2 separate regions of the Homo sapiens genome follow, and region 2 is linked to region 1. A link is an interaction called in ENCODE POLR2A ChIA-PET data of the cell type or tissue named here. Cell type or tissue: MCF 10A. All regions are shown on one strand. Each heading gives the region's core, and the rest is flanking DNA. Links, peaks and the distances in the headings are about the cores only. Region 1 overlaps PREP (prolyl endopeptidase). Region 2 overlaps LIN28B (lin-28 RNA binding posttranscriptional regulator B).

Evidence for each region. ChIA-PET counts read pairs that join two places held together with the same protein. Peaks named below come from ENCODE experiments on the same cell type or tissue, not always from the same donor. Only the 100,000 strongest peaks of a DNase experiment are listed, where the experiment ranks them.
Region 2: POLR2A ChIA-PET joins it to region 1 with 5 read pairs; 2 of 35 experiments call an interaction of 5 or more read pairs at or near these places.

The regions. Positions count from the first base shown.
Region 1 is chr6:105,325,393-105,330,776 of GRCh38, reverse strand. It overlaps PREP (prolyl endopeptidase), which reads left to right. Exons shown (of 15, transcript NM_002726.5): 9 at 1,751-1,948. Among named protein-coding and RNA genes, the nearest start is that of PREP-AS1, 49 kb to the right of the region's middle. In MCF 10A, for the core only: no CTCF peak of the experiment used is centred there; a DNase peak (open chromatin) is centred at 3,176.
Region 2 is chr6:104,966,177-104,971,560 of GRCh38, reverse strand. The region is part of intron 2 of LIN28B (lin-28 RNA binding posttranscriptional regulator B); the gene reads right to left. Among named protein-coding and RNA genes, the nearest start is that of LIN28B, 12 kb to the right of the region's middle. In MCF 10A, for the core only: no CTCF peak of the experiment used is centred there; no DNase peak of the experiment used is centred there.

The sequences.
Region 1 (5,384 bases), core at 56-5,055:
TCTTTCCAACATCTTTTCATGTGGGTAAATTCTAGCATCCTAAAAACATGAACTGCTAGTTTCTTGGGTTATAAAAATAAGCAGTGTCAAGAACCCCCCCCTTCCACATGAAACCCAAGAAAGGCTTGTCTGTTCAGCACATGTGACCTGTCCCCTACAGCCCTGTCCTCACTTCCACTTGCTGCGGTGTCTCTCCCTCTGGGTGACCTGGCCCTACCTCAGGCAGACCTCTGTGCTTGCCCTTCGTTTTCTCCTTTCCTCATCACCTCTCACTCCTGCTCTCCCAGCTCTGTCACTGAACGCTGTCACTGAAAGTTGCAGCCCTGGGAGTTAAGAACTCATTTCTCTACCTTACTCTCCATATCCCTGCAGGCATCAAGCCCTGGCTATTCTTCTTGGGAAATACCTTTCATTTGTTTTCTTTCCTGCCCAGACTTTATCTCCCGCTTGATGTGGTGTTCTCCCCGGCTTGTTGCAATAGTGCTCTTACTCTTCTCCCCTCCGTAGACTTCCATTGTTCTGCATTCAGCTGTTAGACACGTGCATCCTTTATTAATGCCATCTTTATGTTGCCCTTGTGTTCAGACAGTGGCTCCACAGTCACAGGTAACTAAACTGCTCTCTACCTGGCTCACTGGATGGCCTATCAGGCCACCACCAGCATCTCCATCTGCCCCAAACTGAACAACACTTCCTCTTGAAAACGGATCTCTCGTTTGTTCTCTTTACCAGTCTTCCTTCTGTCCTTTCTATTCCTTTCCCCTCTCCTCATTCCTGGCTGTGGCCTTCATGCCAGGAGTGGCCTATCTTCCTGCACCTCATCCAGTAGGATGCTGTGCTTTTCTTGCTAGCACCCATTTCCCCTCCATCTCCACACTCCTGCACTTGAGACTCAATTCAGCCCTTGCTTTAGGGCTGTCATTTGTTTTGGATCCTCAACCCACCAGTCACTTATCCTTGTTTATGGTTTATTACTTGCATTTTTATATGATTTTGTCTCACGAGCAGAATCGACCTCATCTTACTACTTGTCTCTCTAGCACTTTGCAGGGAATCTGGTGGATAACAAGGGCTTATTACATTTTTATCTAATAAACAATCCTGTCAGACATGAACCGTGATTTGGCTTTTATTGTTTTCCTCCTTATAGCTCCTATAGCATGATAATAGGCACAAAATAGGAAGGCAGGGTTACTATTCCACACATTATCTAGGTCATCAAAAGCCCCTGGCCCAAGAGTATTTTATTTCCTTGGGAAATAAAACAGTCATTTATTAAAGGAATATGTTGAGAACTAGATAAATGATTAAAACCAATTATAAGGCTGGGCGTGGTGGCTCACGCCTGTAATCTTAACAGTTTTGGGAGGCCGAGGTGGGCAGATCTCTTGAGGCCAGGAGTTCAAGACCAGTTTGGCCTACATAGTGAAACCCCGTCTGTACTAAAAATATAAAAATTAGCCAGGCATGGTGGCACACACCTGTAATCCCAGCCACTTGGGAGGCTGAGGCAGGAAAATCCCTTGAACCTGGGAGGTAGAGGTTGCAGTGAGCTGAGATTGCACTACTGTACTCAAGCCTGGGCGACACAGCAAGACCCTGTCTCAAAAAAAAAAAAAAATGTAAAAGTGACTTTGCAAGTCTCATTGCTGCATAGCCCTATGTGTAGCTCTGGAACTGTTGCTCAATTAAATGTGTTTTCATTAATTTTTTAAATTGCATTAGGTTTTTTCTCTTCTTATCCTTTCAGAATGGATAGCTTGTGTCAGGTCCAACTTCTTGGTCTTATGCTACCTCCATGACGTCAAGAACATTCTGCAGCTCCATGACCTGACTACTGGTGCTCTCCTTAAGACCTTCCCGCTCGATGTCGGCAGCATTGTAGGGTACAGCGGTCAGAAGAAGGACACTGAAATCTTCTATCAGTTTACTTCCTTTTTATCTCCAGGTAAGTGTTTTTTCACTGTTGCTGTTCACTTTAAAAATCCGACTGGTGTTTGGGTTTCTTTGGGGAAATGGAAGTATAATGCTATGTTATTGAAAATCACATATGCTGTATTATAGCCAAAATTACTTAATGGGAATAAAACGGTAGAACAGATGCCCAGAACAAAGGGAAATGTAAACGCCTAAAATGGCACTCTCATTAATCTTATATTCCAAGTCTCTGTTCCTCTGGAGGCAGGAACAGCTAACGTTCTAGATTGATTAAAAATTAGTACCAATGGGCCAGGCACAGTGTCTCACTCCTGTAATCCCAGCACTTTGGGAGGCCGAGGCGGGTCACAAGGTCAAGAGATTGAGACCATCCTGGGCAAATGGTGAAACCCGTCTCTACTGAAAATACAAAAATTAGCTGGGCATGGTGGCGCGTGCCTATAGTCCCAGCTGCTCAGGAGGCTGAGGCAGGAGAATCACTTGAACCCGGGAGGTGGAGGTTGCAGTGAGCCGAGATCGCGCCACTGCACTCCAGCCTGTCAACAGAGTGAGACTCCATCTCAAAAAAAAAAAAAATTAGTACCAATGAATACAACATTTGATTCAGTCTTTGGTCTATATGCATGAGAACACAGTGCAGATACAAAATGTAAAATCTTTAGCTACATCTGACAAAAAATGTTTTCTGGAATAAGCTGAGAATCAATTCTGCTGTTGTTAAACTGAAATAAAATGTAATTCTAAAAGTATAGTCTTACATCATGAAAACATGGGTGTTATTTGGTTCTAGTAGGAAAGGGAAACACTTGTTAAGTTGTGGTTTTACATTTCATGGTACGGGTTAATTTTCCCCAAAGTAAACATAGCTCTCTTTTTAACTTAAAAAAAAAATTGGTCACATTCATTTTGCTTTGTTTTGTTTTTTTCCTCCATTCTGTCCATCTGCACTGTTTTTGTAGCGTCATGGCCATACACACACTGATTTGTCCCAGGAGTCTGGCTCAGTTAGCAGTTTGCAGTTGACCAGGCAGACCCTGTCCTAAAAGCAATCTGGCTGAAAAAAGTCTGCACTTTCCTTATGCACATATGTTGAACTCCTCCAAAGTGCTTTTTGTCCCACTCAGTTTTGCTGCAGTCGTTTGGTCATTAGACAAAAAAAGCAGTCTTAGGGGAGAGCAAGGCAGGTGCTCAAGTGGCCCTGTCCTCCTCTTGGGATTTGGCCAGTTGACAGTGATGTCTCATCACTGTTATTTTGAGCCTCTGAGTCACAGAGCAGGCAATCCATAAGGAATCTTATAGTGGTGGTAGGTTGCTGTCAGGGTTATTAAAACCAAAAGAATGATGTTCTGTAAATAGGTCTGATAGTATACCTTGAAAACCTAGCCAGGCTTTACTTTCCCAAGCACCTTGCAGCGGATCAAGAGAAGCTAGGAAAAGCACCCACAAGAATGTGGAAACCATGCAAGGGCCAGAAGCCAGGAAGTGACCGTTCGAGAATTCGACTTCAGGGTGTCCTGCACCTCCCCCCATTCCCTCTTCCCCCTAGAACCTGGAGTACAGCAGCAGCCAGTGGACAGATGAGGAAAATCATTTCTTCTAGATAGCCATTCTTAGCCCACTGCTGCAGGGCCCACAGTTAATTTCCTCAAATTTACACTGGGTACAGAAGTTTTACTTTGGAAAATTTCGTATCTTAAATAGTTTAAATGGATAAAGGGCAATGAGGAGGGCAGTGAGGGTGACTCACCTGCTCTTAAAAAAAGCTGGAGTCCCCAAAGGCCTGTAAACCTCCTTCAGTGACCGCATGTGACCATTTATGTCAGGAACAAGCTCATCATTACCTGGGGAAGAAAGGGCTTATTGTCCAAGTGTAAAATGCTGGGTTCTGTGCCAAACAATGAAATATTACCCGTGACTGTGGCTGTGAAATTTGAAAAGAGAAGTGTGTTCCTCGTTCTGTACTGCCAGGCATTTTCTGACCAAGCTTTAATTTTCTGACCAAGCTTTGTCTGTCTCCTTTTACTAGTTTTGCCTCCATTTTTCTCTTTTCTCTGCCGAATGCAATTTGATTTCTAAAACCAGAGAATGGGGCTTCCGGATTCAGATCTTGTGAGACCAAATGCAAAAACAGCCATCAGATAATTAGATTAGATCTCATGAAAGCATGGATTGTCAGTGTGGGTATATACACATAGGCTCACAAGTAGTCTTGCACTGGTGTCTGAAGGCTAGCTGTTCACTACTACAGTAAAGAGCAGAGGTACTCAATTATATGTAAAGCCCCAGGGTCACAAATAACTGCAGCTCCAGCTTCCTGCTGCAGACATTTGATAACTCTGGCAGGTGCACACCAGCTGACTTTGTTTTCCTTGGAGGTACATGGTGAAAACACATCTTGAGCCCAAGCCATTTATGACTTACTTTGGCACCTTGAGTCACATTTGGAAAAAAACAGGCAGCCATAGCAGCTTAGAGCACAGTGCACTTATTCTCTGTGGTTCAAACCACTTAGTGGTTGAACCGGTGAACTCTGTACTTGTGGAACCTTGGAGAGTTGCCTAGGGTGAGCTCCAGACCTGCGTGTTGTAATAATCCAGTAGAGCAGTCCCATATGCATGGCTCTGGGAGTCAGGGGTGAGAAATCATAGAAAAACCTTTCACGGATATCAGGGAAAGGCAAAACTTTTTGAGACTTGTTTTTGTTTTTTTCTTTGAATAATGTTAAAACCCAACCTAAAATCAGTTAAAACAAAATCTCCATGGGTTACAAAGTTTGCCGCCTTTTTACATACGTGACTTTTCGGATCCCCTGATTCTTGTTTTGGTAGGTTCTCCTAGAGTTGTCTGTCTTTCTCCTGACTACTCCTACTTCTCCTTACATTTATTTCAGATTACACTGGGAACATACCAACTGATCTCCCTGCCTCCTTCTCAAGTCCAGATACCTTCTCTGGCCTTAAGGGACTTCCACAGTTCAGTTCTCTTTTTTCACCCTTAAACTTTGAAATTTATTTCCTAGCGATCACCTGACCAACTCTGGTTTATGAGTCTAGGATGTTTTCTTCAAACCCCACCTTCCTTGTTCTTATCCTCTGAGCCAAATCAGATGGGACACAAAGCATCATTAGATTATAGGGATTCACATTATGCTGTGAATATGCAATGGGCTAACCTAGATGGATCTATAAACAGAAAGTATCGATAAAATATATTAAGTGCCAGTACCTTCAGGTTTAACACAGCCTCCTTCAAGGTACCACTTCTGGTGCACAGGACAGAAGAATAGGGAGGTCAGGCATTTGAAACTCTTTCCGTGTACAGTAACCAGCCCCTGTTGCATATTTATTTCATTCTGTGGTTAGATTTGATGTCTCAACCTTTCTAGATAAACAGGCATTTAGAGTATATTTCCTACTCATTGTCTTTCACTACAGAACTTGCATTCT
Region 2 (5,384 bases), core at 267-5,266, 360 kb after region 1:
CTCAACAAATCTTGTATTTAACTTTTAAAGGTAAAATAAACTTACCACAAAACACTACTAAAAATGAAAAGATGACTTTGTTTCTCTCATTATTCATCCTAAAAGCAGACCAAAAGATTGTATTTATAAATCTAGTTAACTTAAAAGTTATCTTGGACTGATAGGAAGATCATATGACCAAATATCATTGTCTTTTAAGATCTATAAGACTGAAAATTTAAGGAAGAATTTTTTATGTAAACAATAAATACTCATTGAAATAAAATATTTTAAACAAAAATGCCTATTAGATTTTAAAATGTAATTACTTATGTCAAGGGTGGTCTATACAGTATTCTTAAAAGTCTTTTAAAAGTACTTATTTGCACGAAAATATGTGCCAATAAATGACATATTTTAAAAATCAATGGCAGAGAAGGTACTATTTTTGAAACTATTGTTTCAAATATTTTAGTTATTATTTGGACACAGTTATACTGTTCACTAAAATAGAATTTAAACATTTGAATACAAGTAGCTTAAGAACAAATTAAAATAACTTTAAAGATCAAATATTTAATGGTTCACAATAAACTAGAGCATCATGACTAAGTCACCAAATTAGGAATAAGCATCAAACACTTATCCTCATTTAACTTTATTAAAAAAAGTATATAAATATCACAGGAGGTGGATAGGATTTTCTTCCAAACAGCTAGCTACCCTATGCTAACTGTTAAGAGGTGGGTCAGAAGAGCAAGAAGAAATACATCTAATTAATTCCCTCTTGTATTTTACATGTAGTCCTATAACGTATTTCTTTCTTTTATTCTGCCAGCAATTATTTCTTGCTAATGTCTCCCAACCACCACCCCTACTTTCTCTACACTATGAGTTCTGAGAAACAAGTTACAGTTTAGAAACCTCAAATGATGCTAAAAGATAACTGATAGAAAAATAAGTAACTAAGAAACTACCACGGTAGATTAAAAGGTCCGTATTATTTTAAAAATCTATTTAGTAGTAATTTTTTTCAGCTTCCTAAAAAACAACAGCATGGATGTAATGTAAGGTAAAGCATATGAAATTAAACAAGACACATATCGATAAATATTTTCTCAAAGTTTTATGCTTCATTCTGAGATTCACTGCAATCCCATCTGTGACTAACTAAAAGGGAAGTCACATGACTTAAGCAATAAAAGAGAAAGTTTTCTTTCCTTTCCTTTCTACAGGAAGAAACAAAAGCTTGGTATTAGCTATCCAAAGCTAATGGGTGGGGCCTGAAAGCCAAAAAACTATACTGAATTAAGATTAATCTTAATAGGGGCCCATTTTAGCCTTCTGAAAACATCAAAAATGCGAAGACTGCAGCCAGAACTTAAATAAATTAACAAGCATTTAGTGTAAATTAGGTTTTACAACTAGAAAATTCTTCAGGGACAAAATTCAGTATATAAACAATATTGAAGCTTTTACTGAGGTAAAATCACCTAACTGTGATTCCTTATACAGATACACACACCATCCCCCACTGGCACACAGATACTTCACAAGCCTCTTGAATAAATAGGAGTATCCAATGTCCAGTGTGATGGGTGGTCCTGAGGTCCTGAACCAGAGCTGTATACTTTTAAAGGATGCTAAGATAAGAACAAAGTGTTTTGTGTTTGTTTAAACCTGGGTCTAGATGTAGTCTTTGCACCATTATTGGAACAGCTCATAAACTTGTGCTGTTATTAATTCAGGGAAGCTTTAAATGTCTGCATAAATGCTAGAAATTAAGCACATCAAAATAAAATACTTTAGGGCTTTTTATAGCTCTCATTCAAATTAATTCAATTTACTTAAAAGTAATCATTACATTTCAAAAGTGGTAAATCTCAACCTAAGAGAAAAACATCATATGACCACACTTTCACTACCAACAGGATACCATACCATATAAAATAACATGTATTTAAAGTATATACATCAAATAAGCTGCAATGCAATGAAAAACTTCTAAAGATAACAAAATTAACCCATGGAGAGTCCCAATAAAGAATCAACTATTGTGCCCATTTTTATACTGCAGGCTTTATACATGTCCAATATAAAGAGTTGTTTGTGGGGCTTTTTTTTGTTGTTGTTGTTGTTTTGTTTTGTTTCCCAGAGCAGAAAGCAGGCTTTACAAGTGGCCCAAGGAAAAGATAAGCAATGAATAGTTCTGACCCTGGCTTCTGTGGCTTGATCAAGTGGGCCTGCAACCTGAGCCAAAGGGCACAAATTCCTCACCATTCAAAATTCTTCAATGGCATGGGGGAGGAAACAGTGAAAGGGGCAAACATGCAAATCCAAGTGTCCTTAGACTGAGTATTCAACGAAAATTTTTAATTAGAGAGCTAAAAAATGAGGCCAATAATGTGACTAAATTTCTAACGCACAGTTTAATCAACCCCTGAAAGGAGCTTTTTTTCTTGTGAAAATTGAAAAAGATGCACTTAAAAAAAAATGTATGGCTTACACTGAGCTGTGTTACGTATATGTCTCTAATATCATTTAATCTATTTAAAGGAGCTGCTGAAAAGTGTTACTAACTTGGAAGGATCAGTGCTTATATATCATAAGCAAAATCATGTATTATTTAAATCACACAGGAAGAAAAGTTGATATAATTCATTCCAAGCTTTACAATATGTTAATGATCTATTAAATATTTAAAGCAATAGCTATAACCTATGTTGCCAGACTTTTGTTACAGACTGAACTAAGGATAAAGACAATTCATTTGAATGGAAGAAAAAAAAATAAGCTAAGTTAAAATAATTTAAGCATTATAGGATCTGGGAACATTCTATTCACTATCTCTAATGGCCTAGGAAATTGCTTACAAAAGCTTAAGGAAGAAAATGATCACCAACAAATCTTGGCCAAAGTAAAAGTAATTTGAAATTTATATGGAGTCTTTATATCCTATAACACCATAAAACGAAATAGCAATCTTAAGAGTTATTACCAAATTAAACTTACAAGATTTAAAAAGTCTAATTTTAAGATTAACAAAAGTAATAAATTTAAGTGGGTTTTGATTTTTTAAAGTGGGCTGTTATGACAAAGATTTAAAGCAGCTGGTAGAAATTAAGTATATTACTAATAGCACAATAAATTAATGATTCTAAGCACTGGCAAAAACAGTTTCTCCACATGAAATGTGAAAAACATATTTTAATACTACTGAGAAATCATTGCATTTAGCTCAAAATTTTAAAACTAATATTTGCTTTTTATCTTAGCTATCCCAAAATTAAATTGGTAGAGACTGTATAATTAGACTTCGTAAAAGGAAGTGAATACAACACAGGAAAAATGATCCTTTGCTTTTATGCCTTATATGCAAACAATGAGAATTAACTGGAAAAAACTTATTTTAAATTTTGCTAAAATGAAAATACCAAACCAACAGTGTTTCACTGAGTACATGATCAATAAAAATTAGTTGGCTTTACTGAACCACGATTTTTATAATCATTTTTTAAAAGTTAATACTTTTCTATGACATTAAGCCATCTTGTTGATTTACATTTCCAAAAATGTTTATACAAGCTGAGCAAAGTGGCTCACATCTGTAATCCCAGCACTTAAGGAGGCAGAGGCAGGAGGATTACCTGAAGCCAGGAGTTCTAAACCAGCCTGGTCAACAAGGCAAGATTCTGTCTCTACAAAAAATTTTAAAAATTAGCCAGGCGCAGTGGCATGTGCCAGGCATGGTGGTGCACGCCTGTAGTCCCAGCTACTCAGAAGGCTCAGGTTGGATAATTGCTTGAGCCAGGAGTTCGAAGTTGCAGTGAGCTATAATCCCACCACTGCACGCCAGCCTGGGTGACTGAGGAAGACCCTGTTTCTAAATAATAATAATAATAATAATTAATTAAATAAAAATTTTAAAAATGTTTATACAAAAACTGAGTTGGGACAGAAATTCAATAAATTTCTTTCTTTCTTTTTTTTTTTTTTTTTTTTTTTGAGAGGGAGTTTCACTCTTGTCGCCTGGAGTGCAATGGCATGATCTCGGTTCTCTGCAACCTCCACCTCCCGGGTTCAAGTGATTCTCCTGCCTCAGCCTTCCAAATAGGTGGGATTACAAGCATGTGCCACCAGGCCTGTCTAATTTTTTGTATTTTTAGGAGAGACAGGGTTTTACCATGTTGGCCAGGCTGGTCTCAAATTCCTGACCTCAAGTGATCCACCCCCCTCAGCCTCCCAAAGTGCTGGGATTACAGGCATGAGCCACCATGCCCAGCCAATTCAATAAATTTCTGACAAGACATATGAACATCAATAAGCCTAATTATGCCCTTTAAGTAAGTGGTGAGTTTACAGCACATGAGAAAATACCATAATGATAAATGAAATTAATATTATATTGAAGATTAGTAAAATGCATATGAATTAATCTCATTAACAAGCACAGACACTACTAGGATAAAGGTTAATTTCCAGGTAGAAAAAAAAACTAAAGAAAACCAGAGTGAGGCCAGGCATGGTGATTCACGCCTGTAAATCTCTGTAACTTTGGCAGGCTGAGGTGGGAGGATCCCTTGAGCCCAGGAGTTCAAGACCAGCCTGGGCAACATGGGGAGACCCCGTCTCTACAAATATAATAAAAAATATCAGCCAGAGGTTGGGCGCGGTGGCTCACGCCTGTAATCCCAGCACTTTGGGAGGCCGAAGTGGGCGGATCACAACGTCAGGAGATTGAGACCATCCTGGCTAACTCGGTGAAACCCCATCTCTACTAAAAATACAAAAAATTAGCCGGGCGTGGTGGCGAGTGCCTGTAGTCACAGCTACTCTGGAGGCTGAGGCAGGAGAATGGCGTGAACCTGGGAGGCGGAGCTTGCAGTGAGCCGATACAGCACCACTGCACTCCAGCCTGGGCAATGTAGCGAGACTCTGTCTCAAAAAAAAAAAAAAAAAAAATCAGCCGGGCATGGTGATGCACACCTAGAATCCCAGCATCTCAGAAGGCTCAGGTGGGATAATTGCTTGAGTCAGGAGTTTGAGGTTGCAGTGAGCCATGATCCCACCACTGCACTCCAGCCTGAGCAAGAGCAATACTCTGTCTCAAAACAAAAACCAGAAAAACTCTTATAATTAAAATGATTAATAAAAACATAGCTCTTGAAAAAAAGATAAAAACTAAAACCTGAGATTGTTACAGTTTTTAAATTATTTTCATGTGTATTATTTCAATTGACCCTTACCATAACCCTCTAAAATAAAGATGAAAAATATTATTTATCACATTTTACCCATAAGAACACTGAAGCTCCCTGGAAGTGACCAGCCAAAAGTTATAAACCAACCAACTGGCAGAGCCGAAGCCAAACACTCATTCCCATGGTTTTTTTTCTCACAATACC